Linked DNA regions of Homo sapiens: region 2 is linked to region 1. A link is an interaction called in ENCODE POLR2A ChIA-PET data of the cell type or tissue named here. Cell type or tissue: IMR-90. All regions are shown on one strand.

Region 1 (8,000 bases):
AATCCCAGCACTTTGGGAGCCTGAAGTGGGTGGATCATCTGAGGTCAGGAGGAGTTCGACACCAGCCTGGCCAATATGGTGAAACCCCATCTCTACTAATAATACAAAAATTAGGCCAGGTGCAGTGGTTCACGCCTGTAATCACAGCACTTTGGGAGGCTGAGGCCGTCAGATCACGAGGTCAAGAGACCGAGACCATCCTGGCCAACCAACATGGTAAAACCCCATCTCTAATAAAAATACAAAAGTTAGCTGAGCGTGGTAGCAGGCGCCTGTAGTCCCAGCTACTCGGGAGGCTGAGGCAGGAGAATCGCTTGAACCCAGGGGGTGGAAGTTGCAGTGAGTTGAGATCATGCCACTACACTCCAGCCTGGGTACCTGAGCAAGACTCTGTCTCAAAAAAAAAAAAAAAAAAGAAGTGGTATCCCTTTGTTGTATTAATATGCATAATTTTGAATTACTAGGAAGGTTTTTTGTTTCTTGTTTTTCATATGTATTGGCCATATGAATTTAATACATGATATAAAATACCGTTTAATCATCTTTTATATTATGTTGTTTGCCTTTTCACTAACGTTTTGCAGTTTGTCCCTGTAAATTGAGGTTACTAACCCCGTATATGTTTTGGAAATCCTTTATCCCAACTTATTGCTCTTTCTATAACTCTCTTTACATATATTCTGTCTTAAACCACTTTTGGACCTATCTAGTCTGTGTCCTTTCCTAGATGGCTTTTGTGTTTCCTCCTCACTTAGCAATGACACCCTCCATCACCATTTCCAAACACACACACACACACACACACACACACACACACACAAATGAGGTATATAAAGGGTCTCCTAAAATGTCATCTGATATTTGTTATTTCATATTCTCAGATTTTTAATCCATTTAGGTAGGTCTATTTTAGATAGCCTTGTCTGAAACAGAGCTGGGACCTGATGAGTGAAAATGAGCTCACCAGAAGAAAAATCAAACAGGCATTTCAGAGATTGAGGCCAAGAAGTTAAATGTCTTAAATGGGCAGAGCTTAGCTGCTTGATGTGAAAAGAGACCAGCGTGGCTGGAACAGCAAAGGAGAACAGCAGAAGAGGTGAACAGAGGCCAGAGATGGTCACTGAGTGGGCCCTTAAGTCATGGTAAGGAGTATGGAGAATGAATTATTGCATGTATTGAATATGTAGGTGACGTGACTCACAGATACTTTGGATTTGTAGAGATGAAGGAAATGTAGCAAGTGACACTCTTAGAATGTTGATTTGAGTAAATGGTAGTGTCAGTTATTGAACTGGGGAGAACTGGAAGGGATAACAGGCTTAAGGAGCACGTTTATTCCTGTGTCTTGGAAGTGTTTAGGGTGAAAGACCTATTAGAGTTCTAAATGGAGATGTCAAGTGAAAATGTGGCTACACACATTTGCATTTCAGAAAAAAGGTCAGGCTGGAGATGTAAAATTGGAAGTTTACTGCATATAGATAGTCTTTGGAACCGTAGTATTGATGAAGCCATTAATGAGACAGAACAAAGACTAGGGACCAGAGCCAAGCTCCAAGTTTCTAAAATTTAGAGGATAGTATAGTCTGGTCATTTTGAGGTGAATACTTAATAACAGAACAATTTGTTGAAGTGTAAATTTAGAGCCCTACACTTTTAGCTCTGACTATTAACGAATACAGGAAAGAATGGATATGGTTATCTGCCTGGTGTCTGTGAAATAATTTAAGCCAGGAAGAGATCCTCACCAGAAACTGACTATGCTGGCAACTTGGATCTTAGATTTCCAGCCTGCAGAATTGTTAGAAAATAAATGTCTATCGTTTAAGCCACCAGTCTGTAGTATTTTGTTATGGCAGTCCAAGCTGACTAAGTTTTGGTACCCAGGCGTGGGATGCTGCAACAACAAATACCTAAACATGGGGAAGTGGCTTTGGAAATTGGTGATGGGTAAAGGCTGGAAGAGTTTGAGGTTCATACTAGAAAAAGCCAATTGTGAAGGGACTATTGAAAGAAATATGGACATTAAAGGCAATTCTGGCAAAGGCTCAGAAAGGAAGAGAGCTGGACAGAAAGCTTCCATTTTCATAGAAACTTAGATTTATAACGATCATGGATAGAATATTAAATATGCTGGTTAAAATATGGACTTTAGGCCAGGCGTGGTGGCTCACGCCTGTAATCTCAGCACTTTGGGAGGCTGAGGGCACAGATCACGAGGTCGGGAGTTTGAGACCAGCCTGGCCAATATGGCGAAACCCTGTCTCTACTAAAAATACAAAAATTAGCTGGGCATGGTGATGTGCTTCTGTGGTCCCAGCTACTCGGGAGGCTGAGGCTGAAGAATCGCTTAAACCCGGGGGGTGGAGGTTGCAGTGACCCAAGATCACACCACTGCACTCCAGCCTGGGATACAGAGCAGGACTCCACTCCCCCCGCCACACACACACAAAAAATATATATATATGGACATTAAAGTCAACTCTTGTGAGGTCTCAGATGAAAATGAGGGACAGGTTATTGGAAACTGTAGAAATCACTGTTCTTGTTACAATGTGTCAAGAACTTGGCTGAATTACGCTGTAGTGTTTACTGGAAAGAACTTATAAGCAGTAAAACTGGATATTTACCAGAAGAGATGTCTAAGCAAAGTATTGAAGGTGTGATTTAGGTCCTCCTTACTGCTTAAAGTGAAATGTGAGAGGAAAGAGCCGAAATAAAGAAGGAATTTTTAAGCAAAACACAATCAGAACTTGGAGATTTGGGATAGATTTCTCAATCTATATTGTAAAAATTGAGAAAGTTTTTCTTGAAGAGGTATGGTTGAACAATGTTTTCTTTTTCTTTTTTTTTCTTGGTTTTATTTTTATTTTTATGTTTTTTGAGACAGGGTCTGGCTATGTCATCCAGGCTGGAGTGCAGTGGCACAATCTCAGTTCAGTGCAACCTTTGCCTTCAGGCTCAAGCAATCCTCCCACCTCAGCCTCCTAAGTAGCTGGGACTACATGTATGCACCACCACACCCTGGCTAATTTTTTGTTGTTGTTTATAGAGATGGGGTTTTGACATGTTGCCTAGGCTGGTCTCTAACTCCTGAGCTCAAGTGATCTGCCCTCCTCAGTCTCCCAAAGTGTTGGGATTACAGGCGTGAAACACTGAGCCTAGCCTGAACAACCATTTGATAAAGAGATAATGGGTGTGACCCAAGGATTTAATCAGCCATCTCAGCAGAAGCCAGGAAGAGAGATGGGATTATTCCAGCAGAGACACTGCCAATTTAAACTAACGTAGGCAGAGAAAACAGAAAGGAACAAAGGAAGGTTGTCGACTTTTTGAATTCTATAGAACAGGATCATAGAGCTACCTGGCTGTCAATGTGTACTATTCTTTAAGAAAAGGAAAGACTGACCCACCAAAGGCAACTTACAAGATCACTAGGGCTGACTCTTTTGTTTTTTCTTGAGGCAGTCTCACTGTCACCCAGGCTGTAGGGCAATGGTGTGATCTCAGCTCACTGCAATCTCCACCTCCCAGGTTCAAGGGATTCTCTTGCCTTAGACTCCCAAGTAGCTGGGATTACAGGCTCTAAATCTGTACCCTCCCGAGTAGCGCTCCTGCCACCACTTGCCCAGCTAATTTTTGTATTTTTAGTAGAGATGGGGTTTCACTATGTTGGCCAGGCTAGTTTGGAACTCCTGACCTCCAGTGATCCATTCTCATTGGCCTCCCAAAGTGCTGGGATTACAGGCAGGAGCCGCCAGGGCTGCCACTTTGATGTCAGACTCAGAGAGTACAGATGGGATAGGGTGGGGGTGGGAACATGTAGTCAAGGCTGACTCTACCTGTTTCAAAGATGCCCTGCAGAACTGTGTGGGAGTCTCTCACAGATGGCTGCCTGGGTGGGACCCCACCAAACTGAAAGACCGAGACTTCAGGCAGGGCAGATGGAGTAGGCCAACTACAGAGCCAGAGGTGACACTGAGACACCACTGGGCCTGGAAATCAGGGCATCAAGCCAAAGAGGGTTTTTCTTAAGACCTAACAGAATTTGCCTTGCCAGGTTTTGGACTTGATTAGGACACATTACACCTTCCTTCTTTCCTATTTCTCCATTTTCTAATGGGAATGTCTATTATGCCTGTTTCACCATTGTACCTTAGAAGCATGTAACATTTCTGGTTTCACACGTTCAAAGCTGGAAAGGAATTTTGTCTCTGGATGAATCACACATTGAGCCTCACCCGTAACCTGATTTAGATGATTTTTTAGATGACACTTTGAACTTTAGAATTGATGCTAGAATGAGTTAAGACTTTCAGGGGGCTGTTGGGATGGAATAATTTTTTTTTTTTTTTTGAGACGGAGTCTAGCTCTGTCGCCCAGGCTGGAGTGCAGTGGCACCATCTTGGCTCACTGCAAGCTCTGCCTCCCGGGTTTATGCCATTCTCATGTCTCAGCCTCCAGAGTAGCTGGGACTACAGGCGCCCGCCACCACGCCTGGCTAATTTTTTTTTTATTTTAGTAGAGATGGGGTTTCACCGTGTTAGCCAGAATGGTCTCGATCTCTTGACCTTCTGATCCGCCTGCCTTGGCTTCCCAAAGTGCTGGGATTACACGTGTGAGCCACCATGCCCGGCTGGGATGGAATAAATTTATCTTGTATGGGAGAAGGACATACATTTTGGCAGGTCAAGGACAGAATGTTATGGACTAAACTGTGTCCCCCAAAATTCATTTATTAAAACCCTAAACCCCAGTGTGACTGCATTTGGACATAGAGCCTTTAGGGGGTACATAAAACTAAAGATCACAGGATAGGGCCCTAATCCCATTGGGGCTGGTGTCCTTACAGAAGATGAGACACTTAGAGCTCTCTCTCCACGCAGGCACCAAGGAAACACCATACAAACACACAGTGAGATGGCAGCCATCTGTTAGCCAGGAACAGATTCTCACCATAAACTATGTTGGCACCTTGATCTTAAACTTCCAGGCTCCAAAACTGTGAGAAAATGAATTTCTGTTCCAAGCCTCTTAGATATGGAAAAAAAGATTCTGTTGTTTAAGCCATCCAGTCTCTGGTATTTTGTTATGGCAGCCTGAGTAGGCTAAGACAATGAAGGATGTGGTAAAACTTTACGTCCCAACCACATACCAAAGAGGCTGGAATTTAGCATGCTTTCTTCTTTCAACTGTAGGCAATGTGCACAAGTTCTAAATCCTAAGACATGTTGGCTCCTTTACTCTGCCCAAACTACAACTCAAACAAACAACTGTAATATAATAACATCCAATGAAGTTCTGACATTTCTTCAACATGAGTACAGTAATTCAATGCCAGAGAATTCATTTTATTTTGAAATCTACATGCCATATTCCAATTTCTGTTGAAGATGCAATGGTTATATTTATTCTTTTTAATATAGATTTATCAGACTGGGCGCGGTGGCTCATACCTGTAATCCTAGCATTTGAGAGGCTGAGGTGGGCATATCACCTGAGGTCAGGAGTTTGAGACCAGGCTGGCCAACATGGTGAAACCCTGTCTCTACTATAAATATAAAAATTAGCTGGGTGTGGTGGTGCATGCCTGTAGTCCCAGTTACTAGGGAGGCTGAGGTAGAATTGCTTGAACCTGGGAGCAGGAGGTTGCAATGAGTGGAAATCGCACCAGTACACTCCAGCCTGGATGACAGAGCAAAATAATAAATAAATACATAAAATAGATTTATCAGTTTATCAATAATATAGTTTTCTTTTCTAGGTGTAAATATAGGTAATGACTGTCCTTTAGTACATTTTCTCATGATGCTCCTCTTACTTGGTTTGGTACAATATTAAGTATTGAAATAAAATAGAGAATCCTGTCGCTACACATGAGCACTTATTCCATTTGCTCATCTCCAATATGCACGGGAAATTCTCAAATTGCTAATAATCTTGTAACACACATGCATTATATTCAACAGGAATATATAAATTTATAATTATAATTTAGGATCAACAGATGACAAACCTTTAGAAGGTTTGTATTTAACCTTAAAATATAATTTTTTAAAAATTGGTTATAAAATTTCTAATACTTTCTTTTTTGTGACCTCAAGGGGAAAATATAATTCTTATAAAAGTTCAAATGATTTACAGAATACAAAAAGTGAATAGAGATGATGAATGAATTAAAGGAAAGGATATTGCTACATAGATTTGGAAATTTAAAAAGGGAAATTACGATTGTTGATTTTGTGTTAAACTGATCTGCTTTGTTCAAGATACCTTATGTACCAAAAAATGATTTTATCTCAGCCTCATATCTCAGTAAATTCCTGAGACAAACTTTAGTCCCTGGTGCCCAGGTGCCTTTGGTAATTGGGAGACCTCTAGGTTTAGCATCCTCATCCACTCGCCCCAATTTAAATAGTCCTCCCCAGGGCCATTCAGGCAAGGGAGATGAAAACTTGCTCAAGAGTTGGAATCCAACTGAAGCTACCGAAATTCATTGCTCAATAGATAATTTTCCCTGGAAGTAACTAGGGCTTTTGAATATAATAGTGGGCATTTCAAAGTAGAAGGTAAAGTATTTTGGAGATGAGGAGACAGGACAGAGCTACGAGGAATGTCCTTTGCTTAGGGACTAGGCTCTTAGCAGTACCTCTTAGGTAAGAACTGGTTAACTGGCACCTTCTGTGTTTCTCTGAAGCTCCCTTTGCTTAGGGACTAGGCTCTTAGCAGTACCTCTTAGGTAAGAACTGGTTAACTGACACCTTCTATGTGTCTGAAGCTCCCAGAACAAACTGCCAGTGAAATTTGGATTTTTGGAATATAGTTTCTTTTTTCTTGTTACTTTTTGTTTTGTTGTTTTTTTTTGAGAGTCTCACTCTCACTGCAACCTCCCCCTCCTATATTCAAGTGATTCTCTTGCCTCAGCCTCCCGAGTAGCTGGGACTACAGGCGTGCACTAGCATGCCCAGCTAATTTTTGTATTTTTTAGTAGAGATGGGGTTGGTTTTTTTTTGAGACGGAGTTTCACTTTGTCGCCCAGGCTGGAGTGCAGTGGCACGATCTTGGCTCACTACAACCTCCACCTCCCGGGGTTCAAGTGATTCTTCTGCCTCAGTCTCCTGAGTAGCTGGGACTACAGGCGCCTACAGGTGAACACCGCCACACCTGACTAATTTGTGTAGTTTTATTAGAGATGGGGTTTCGCCATGTTGGCCAGGCTGGTCTCAAACTCCTGACCTCAGGTGATCTACCCACCTCAGCCTCCCCAAGTGCTGGGATTACAGATGTGAGACACCAGATCAGCCTCAGAAGACATTTTCTATTGGAAAGAGAAAACACTATTAGCAACCTATTAGTCTAATATTTAATACTTAATGTCTTCCTTAGTAATAAACCAACTCTCTACAACAAAGTGCTTCCTGGCTGCCTAAGTCATTGATTCATTCAGTTCAACATTTTCTCAATGCCCAACAGCCAAGTGTCTCTTGTATGCCAAGTTCTATGCTGATTATCAGTATTTGAATAAGAGGGGGTCTACATCTTAAGTACTGCTTAAGATGAAAGCCTCTAGGTTAACAAACTTAACACAATGTATCATTCACTACTAAATAGACCGAATACAAAATCTTGTTATTGGAGCCCAGAGAGAAGAATTGAAATTCAAGTTTTCTCTCTCTCCTTTTCTCACTCACCACAATAAGTCAGTTGCACCAAGTCTTGTAGCTCTTTACTGAGCCATGTTTTCACGTGTCCCTTTGTTTTATTTGCCACACCCTAAATAAAAATTGTACTGGCTTTTTTTCCCTGGGTTTACAGTATTAATACATTGTCAAGATTTACCTCTTCGTGTAGATTCCCTGGGGAAAATTACCTTTCCTCCTTCCCTTAAATTCTTCAGAGGTTAGAAAGCCATTAGTAACATTCTGGTATGTGGACAAAGTTTACCCATTATGTATGGATGTTTTACTCTTTCTATTTTTCTGACAATAATCTCTTAAGGAGGT
Region 2 (8,000 bases), 530 kb before region 1:
CCAGGCACAGTGGCTCACGCCTGTAATCCCAGCACTTTGGGAGGTCAAGGCAGGTGGATCTCTTGAGGTCAAGAGTTCCAGACCAGCCTGGCCAACATGGTGAAACCCCAACTCAACTAAAATATAAAAATTAGCTGGGCTTGGTAGCGCATGCCTGTAATCCCAGCTGCTTAGGAGGCTGAGGCAGGAGAACTGCTTGAATGAGGGAGGTGGAGGTTGCAGTGAGCCGAGATCATGCTACTGCACTCCAGCCTGAGCGACAGAGCGAGACTCCGTCTCAAAAAGAAAAAAAAACAAAGAAAAAAAGAAGAGATGACATGGATGAAAGACCTTTTCTGTACTAAGTTAAAATCTAGTTGGAGTAACAGGTACGGAACAATCACCAGAACTCTCAGTAACAAGCTGCAGCAGATGAAGAAAAATTGAGGCCACTAACGTTGATTTTGGGTCTGACTCCTGTAAATCTCCATTAACAGTGCATGCATCAGGATCCCAAAAATCGCAAATATGCCTGCCGTAGAGACACAGAAGAGGACTTTCTCTTTTTCAGAGTTCCTTCGTGGAAACTTTCAGCTTAGATTTCGGCAGGAAAAATTCTAACATAGCCAAAACCTGCCATAGTATTCTTTAGCCTTCCTCTGACCCCAGTTGTTTCCTTAAGTACCTTGGGAATTTCCACTGAAATCTTGATTATGTCCTGTTCTTTAGATCATCTGTCTGTCCTTTATTGCATGGTCTAAGGTATTCCTTTTTAGTGTGTAAATCACTTTGGAAAATGATTTAGAAAAATAAAAAGACTGCATGGTGTCTAAGAAGAATTTAAAGGGTTTTCAAATGGAATTCCAATGTATCTACACCTTCCAAAAAAAACTCTCTCCTCAGTCTCAAATCCATTGATCACTTTCCTCTACAACTCATCAACTATCCATACTTTATCCAACCCCAACTCATACCCTGCATGCCTCTGACTTGCTTGCCTAATCATGTTCATCCAACCAACATTAATTGATCATATAAGTAACCTATTTGACGTCACTTTCTACTCAAATTTACCTTTCCACCTCAATATGATTCATACACTAAACCTATGTTGTCCCCTGATCCTGCTCCTTTTCCCTGATCTCCAATCTCTTATCCTTCTACTTGACATTAGTCCAAACTTATATTTCTTATTTCCCAAATCGCCATGTCCTTATTCTTACCAAATATTTGGCCGAACTAAAGATATAACTCAATCTTTCTCTCCCATAATCAGATCTTATCACATTAGTTCAGTCACTCACATGATCTAACCCTCTTAGGTGATGTCTCTTTATTCTCTCAGAAGGAGAAATCCTAGGAAACTGCAATTCCCTGCCTCATCTTATCACAAATGCTGCCCCTTATAAACGAACTGCTTCCACAGAATATGTTTCCATACAAAGGCTACTTATATGATTGTCAGATGCAATACAGGATGCCCAGTTACATTTAAATATCGGATAAACAATGAACCATTTTTTTAGTGTATGTCCCATGGGAAAAATATATTCCCTAAAAACTTTTTTAAAATCTATTGTTTATCTAAAATTCAAATGTAACTGGGTTTCCTGTACTTTTTTCTTTCTAAATTTGGCAACCCTAGATACATACACTCTCCATAGGACCAATCTACTTTCCAGTGGATAATCTCAGAAAGAAGTTTCAGACCTACTGGCTTCTAGGAAACAAGATACTGAAATGCACCTTTCCAGGGGCTGCAGTTCACAATTTCCCACTTGCTCAACTCTAGTCACAATAGTCTTTCCATACCCTTCATCTCTATCCTCAAAGCCAGATCCTCTTCAGAACCACAAGAAGTATGTTGCCCAAGCTTGGTCTGGAACTCCTGGGCTCAAGTGATCCCCCCACCTATGCCTACCAAGCAGCTGGGGCTACAGGCATGTGCCACAGTGTCTGGTCAAAAACCTCTTAACTGAAACTCTCCTCCCTTGGTTGTCGTAGTCCACTTTTGTTTTCCTCATAATTTCCTGGCTGCTCCTTCTTACTCTTTATCCTCATACTTAAAACTAAAAATAATCTTTCTAAAGATTTTAAATGTGGGGATAATTGCCCTATTTCCACAGCTTGAAATTCCAAGAATTGCTTCCCATTTCATATAAGATAAATTCCACTAACTGAAATCACATTCAAATGTCTCTGTACTTATTTTCCATCTTCCATTTCAGGCTCATCTTCAGCCAACTCCTTACTTCTATTCCTTCGAGTCTCACCTTATGTCTCATCTCCTACAGAGTCTTTTCTGACTCTTTCTCAAAGTTCTTACAAAGTGCTTCACCTCTATGCCCCCAGATGACCTTATACAACTTCTACCTCTACCACACCACCTAAAACCCCTGCCGTCTCCATACCAGACTGTGAGCCATTAAAGGAGTGGTATTGAGTCTCACTGGCCTTTAATTCCTAACACACAGCATAGTGTCCTGTTTTTTTGGTTTTTGTTTCTTTTTGACATGGAGTTTCACTTTTGTTGCCCGGGCTGGAGTGCCCTTGGCTCACTGCAACCTTCACCTCCCAGGTTCAAGCGATTCTCCTGTCTCAGCCTCCCAAGTAGCTGGGATTACAGGCATGCGCCACCACGCCTGGCTAATTTTGTATTTTTAGTAGAGACAGGGTTTCACCATGTTGGTCAGGCTGGTCTCAAACTCGCGACCTCAGGTGATCCACCCGCCTCAGCCTTCCAAAGTGCTGGCATTACAGGCGTGAGCCACCGTGCCCGGCCTATGGTGTCCTGTTAATTGGAGGTGCTCAATAAATGTTTAACTGAATAAAACAATTAATAAAGAGTACTTTGGGCCAATGTATCCTGAAAGAAAAGGTTGAACAGTTCAATTCTACACATATTCAGACCTTGTTATATGCAGTGCAGAGATCAGAATCCAACTTGCTTAATTTTTATTCCAATAATTTTACACAATACACTCACCACTATTGAGGTAGCCATAAGTATAGTGACTGCAAGCACAGAATCTGGCATCAGACTGTTCACATTACAGCTTCATCAGTAATATGTGATCCTGGGCAAGCTACTTAATCTCTCTGTGCACCAGTTTCCTCCTAAAAGAATACATATCTCACACGATTTTTGTTACAACTGAATGAGACAATAGTGTAAAGTTATTAGAACAGTGTTTGATACATGCTACACACTCAAAATGTTATTATTCAAAATATTAAGACAACCCTGAGTGGAATATTTTGACCTTGAAAGTTTCATTAAAAATAAACATGAAAGTAGAATAAGCTGTAGACCCTCTGCGGAAGAATTCCACTAGTAGGAACATGATTAGTTAATACTGAATACGTGTCTCAGAGACTGCGCTCCCCAATTACTAAACCTCAGCAACTGGCTCACAATCCAAGTCCTTGGCCAGGCTGCCCAGGGTTTAGTTTTCCATATTCCTACTACTCATCTTTTCCCTTTGATAGCTGAGGACATTTAAAAACTGTTTTTTGTTGGTTTGTTTTTTTTAATTTAACAATTGAGCTGGGAGAATACCCAGTGTTCAACCTAAAGAACTGAGTTCTGTTCCAGCCCCACCACTAGGTGATTTACTCTTAGCTGATTCCAAATCAGAAACATAATCAGCAAGGACTGGGGAACCTCCCACAGTACTTTCTCTCGCTGCTGTTTTCTCCACCCACACAAGTCCACCACTTTTAAAAGCATTTCTTCCATCTCGCTGGCCACATCTTCGTGGATGACAGCGCTGCCACTGTGCTTCAGAATCCTCTATCTCTCCCAGATCTTTCCTGGTGTTTCTCTCAGGGTCAGTGGCATCTAATCTTTGTGACTCTACTCCTGGTTTGAGTCCTCGGTTAACAGCCTTGGGGAAACTGTAACATAAACTGCAACGCTGTTGGTGCCGTTTCTTCTTAGACAGGGTGGCAGCGATCGCCTCCCCCCGCAGCCGGCCTTCCACTGCGCCAGCAAGACCCCCTCCCACCAAAACGCCGAGGGCTCCCAGAGCGCAGGCGCCCCGGGCCCCGCCCCTTTCCGAAGACTCGGCTCCTATTGGCCCAGGGGCCGGGGTTGGAACGCCCTAGTGGCCGGAGAGGGGTGATCATGTGACTTGCGGGGGTGGGGCTGCGCCGGCCTCTTCCCAGCCAGCTTGAAAGGGTTTGCGTAGCCGGCCTTGTGGGCCCTTGAAGCGCTCTGTTAAAGCGCTCTGTGGGCGGCCTGGCCCCAACTCCTCTAGTCTAGGCGCACGAAGGGAGTTGCTCCTAGGTCTTGTCCGTGCCGGGTTCGCTTTTCTTTCCTTCCCGAAGCCTGGCCCTTAGATCTACTATCGCAGAGTCTGCGGCCGCCAGGAAGCCCAGATTCGAGTGTCCGGAGAGTAACCGGAAGTGCTGTCCCCAGGCCTAGGGGCGGCGCCGGCGGCTGCCAGGGTAAGCGCGGCCTGCGGGGCCCAGGGGTGGGATGGGTGCGCGGTGGGACCCAAGACCCACGGCCACAGTCGAGTGGGAGCAGCCCCTGTTCCTGGACACTGAGCATGGTCTGGTCTCCGCTGACGGCGGACGGAGGACTGAAAGATGGTCAATGAAAAGTTGAAAGAAGAGAACCTTAGTACGGTAGTTCCTAGAGATAGTAAACACTGCAAGGCACTTTTCAAAGCAATATAATCTTTCATATATATCGAGGAAAAAAAGGACCTTGAATGGATTTTTCGCTTCATCTTCAGTGCAGAAATTAGTTATGTTGCAGTTGAATCTATCTGCAGAAAAATCTGGTTTGTTTAATCTTCCTATAACCATTTCTTTTTGGAAAATGGAATTACAGATAACTTTATATTATATACACTTATCACATGCACTTTGGGGTTTGTAGTGGTAGACGAATGGGTCTTTGATCTTAGGAGTTGAGATAATACAAACAAAAACAATTAGCAGAAGGAGAAAAAACAAACGAAAAACGAGGCTTAGGGCTTTGTTATGAAGTTACAGTTAGTAATAGAAAGATTCTTGACATTTTGTCTAGAGCTGGTCGGAACTGATGGCTACCAGTGGCAGGTACTTCCTGCAGGAGAAACAGTGTAAGCAAAGATGGGAAGAGGTAAGCTATGGTTGAAGGATGCTCACTAGAATGGAGAGGAAATGGGACCAGTTTTCTAGGCCAGCTCTAGAAAAATTATGAATTATAAATTTCACAAGGTCATCGTCTACATTATTGATTTTTCCTCTAGGAGAGGCAAGAATTGAGTGTTGTGAATAGTTCTGAACTAGAGACCTTTTGAAACCAAAAGGAAGATGGTCTTGAGTCTTTCTTGTTACGGTAAGTGGTATACCAGGCTCTGTTTCTGTATAAATGTGGATGGGGGTGTGGGGTGGGGCAGGGTGAAAGACAGGAAAGTATGGGAGAAGATATATGGAAAAAGAGAATGCCCCTTTCTTAGCTCCTAAGATAGCAGAGTGATAAAACTGAGCCCTATCCTACCAACTTAAGGCTATTTTCTACTCCTTTTCAACATGCATGCATATTCACATTAGGCTTGCAGTAATTGCTTTTTGATTGATTTGTAGCACAAAGAGGGTAGTATGCCTAATGCTTAGGCAGGCTCTGGAGTCAGAAGATAGGTATTGAAATCCTGGCTCTGCTGCTTACTATTTGTAAGTTGTTGGGTGATTATCTAACTGCCCTAAGCATCAGGTTTTCCATCTATAAGATCCAAACACTGGTATTAATACCTATTTCATAGGGTCCTTGGGAGGACTAAATGAGATAATCCATGTAATCAATGAAAAATAAATGAGAAATTTCCAAGTCTAAGGCCTATAAACACCATCTAATTTTTAAATAATGCTTTACTAACTTTGTCTCTTGGTCCCATATACCCTTTAAGGATAACCATGAACTCTCAAGTTGTATGAATTAGCCTGTCTGCTTGGACTTTTGTCGTGTTCCAGTTTATTCCTTTCACTTCGACCCTAGGCAGGAAAGAGTACTAGTCTCTTCCTAGGATGGGGCAAGAGAAGCATCCTGAAGGAGGGTACCCTGGAGCTAAGACTTGAAAGATGTATTTGGGCTTGCTAGATGAACCAGCCAGGGCTACTGGTCTAGTCTGTTATACAGCTACTGGGGGTCCAAGGATAATGATTGCCTTTTTGTTCTGGTATTTGTTCACACTTTTCATTTATTCAACAAATGTACTCTAGGTAGTAGGGATATTACAGTAAGCAAAAGACTAAGTCCTAACCCTAATAGAAGTTATATTTTAGTAAAAAGACAAACGAATAAATATAAAATGTATACCATAAAGTTGAATGGTGATAAGTGCTGTGGAGAGAAATAAAATGTGATAAAGCAACACAGGCTATTTTAGATAAGGTAGTCAGGGTATGCTGCTTTTTGAGGAAGTGATCTTCAGGCAGAGACTTGAGTCCAATAAAGGAGTAAGCTGCATGGGGAAGAGCATTCTAGGCAGAAGGAACAAGTGCAAAAGCTCGGAGATGGCCTGTGAGGCTGAAGATAACGCAGAGGTGCCACATTATGTAGAGCAGTAAAAACTTTGGATTTTATTCTGAGTGTGCTAGAAAACAGTATTTTAAATTAGGGAAGTGTCGTGATTTTTTTTTTTTTTTGAGATGGAGTCTTCGCTCTGTCATCCAGGCTGGAGTGCAGTGGCACAATCTCAGCTCACTGCAAGCTCTGCCTCCCAGGTTCACACCATTCTTCTGCCTCAGCCTTCCAAGTAGCTGGGACTACAGGCGCCCGCCACCACACCTGGCTAATTTTTTTGTACTTTTTAGCAGAGACGGGGTTTCACCGTGTTAGCCAGGATGGTCTCAATCTCCTGACCTTGTGATCCGCCAGCCTCGGCTTCCCGAAGTGCTCGGATTACAGGCATGAGCCACCACGCCCGGCCTTATGATCTGTTTTGAGGTTTGACACCCAGACTTATTTTTTAGGTGTTGACATCTAAAAAAAGCTTGGATATGAATAGGAAAATTATTTCCTTATTTATTCAGTTTTTTTTTTCTTCTTCTTAATGCCCCACACTTCATTGGTTGTTTAGGGCAAATAAGACATCTTGGACTGATAACTTTAGGGAATAATGTAAATGATTTGCCTGGCTGTGACAAAACTAAGAATCCTTTATTTTCACTCTATTCTCCTTTTGAGCTTAACACTAATACAAATTTTAAAAGACAAAACCTTTTATGAACCCCCCATCTTATAACAGCTATTTGTCTGTATCCCGGCATATCTTTACTTAGTTGTGATTCTGAGTTGGAATTCTTCCTTTTCCTTCTAATATTTCTCCATAATTTTTTTCTAGTTTTTGCATAATCTTCATATTAATCATTAACTGGCCAAATTGTTTTATTAGTTATTGCAAGTGGGTTTTGAACAAGGCTTTGCACAAGAATCAGGCATAGAAAATGGGCTTAATACATGTTAGTGGTTTTGTGCATGTGAAGGTAGAATTAAGAAAATAATAGAATCTACCATTTATTAAGCATCTACTGAGACCTAGGCATTGAGCTTAGTACCGGCAGTGTCTTTGTTCTCATAGCAACTCTGTGAGGAAAAAAGAGAATATTGAAGTTGAAGGAAATTAAGTTACTAACCCAAGTTCTCACAGCTACAAAGGAGGAGAGTGGGAATTTGAACCAAAATCTGCATCCAGAGCTTAAACTGTCAGTATTAACCACCAAAATAAACCAATCTTTAGCCACCATGTTTTTTGAAAACCAAAATAAAATACCTTTTAATTTTGAATAAGTACAGATATACAAAAAATTGCAAAATGGTACAAAGAACTCCCATATACCCTTCACTCATATGCTCTAAATGTTAACATTTTACCATGTTTGCTTTATGATTTTGCCTCTGTCTATTAAACAAACGTTTTAGTCTGTTTTGGGCTGCTATAACAGAATACCATAGACTGAGTAATTTATAATGAACAGAAATTTATTGGCTCATGATTCTGGAGATTCGAAAGTCCAAGACGGGGGCT

Evidence for each region. Peaks named below come from ENCODE experiments on the same cell type or tissue, not always from the same donor. Only the 100,000 strongest peaks of a DNase experiment are listed, where the experiment ranks them.
Region 2: POLR2A ChIA-PET joins it to region 1 with 8 read pairs; 1 of 35 experiments calls an interaction of 5 or more read pairs at or near these places.

What each region holds. Positions count from the first base shown.
Region 1 is chr6:26,127,013-26,135,012 of GRCh38, reverse strand. No RefSeq gene overlaps it. Among named protein-coding and RNA genes, the nearest start is that of H2AC6, 6.8 kb to the right of the region's middle. In IMR-90, no CTCF peak of the experiment used is centred here; no DNase peak of the experiment used is centred here; H3K4me3 peaks cover 558 bases; H3K27ac peaks cover 280 bases.
Region 2 is chr6:26,655,869-26,663,868 of GRCh38, reverse strand. ZNF322 (zinc finger protein 322) reads left to right here and starts at 4,123. Exons shown (of 4, transcript NM_024639.5): 1 at 4,123-4,428; 2 at 5,223-5,311. RefSeq lists enhancers at 3,713-3,912, 3,933-3,992, 3,692-4,192, 4,223-4,412, 4,423-4,472 and 1 more. In IMR-90, no CTCF peak of the experiment used is centred here; a DNase peak (open chromatin) is centred at 4,098; H3K4me3 peaks cover 1,621 bases; H3K27ac peaks cover 737 bases.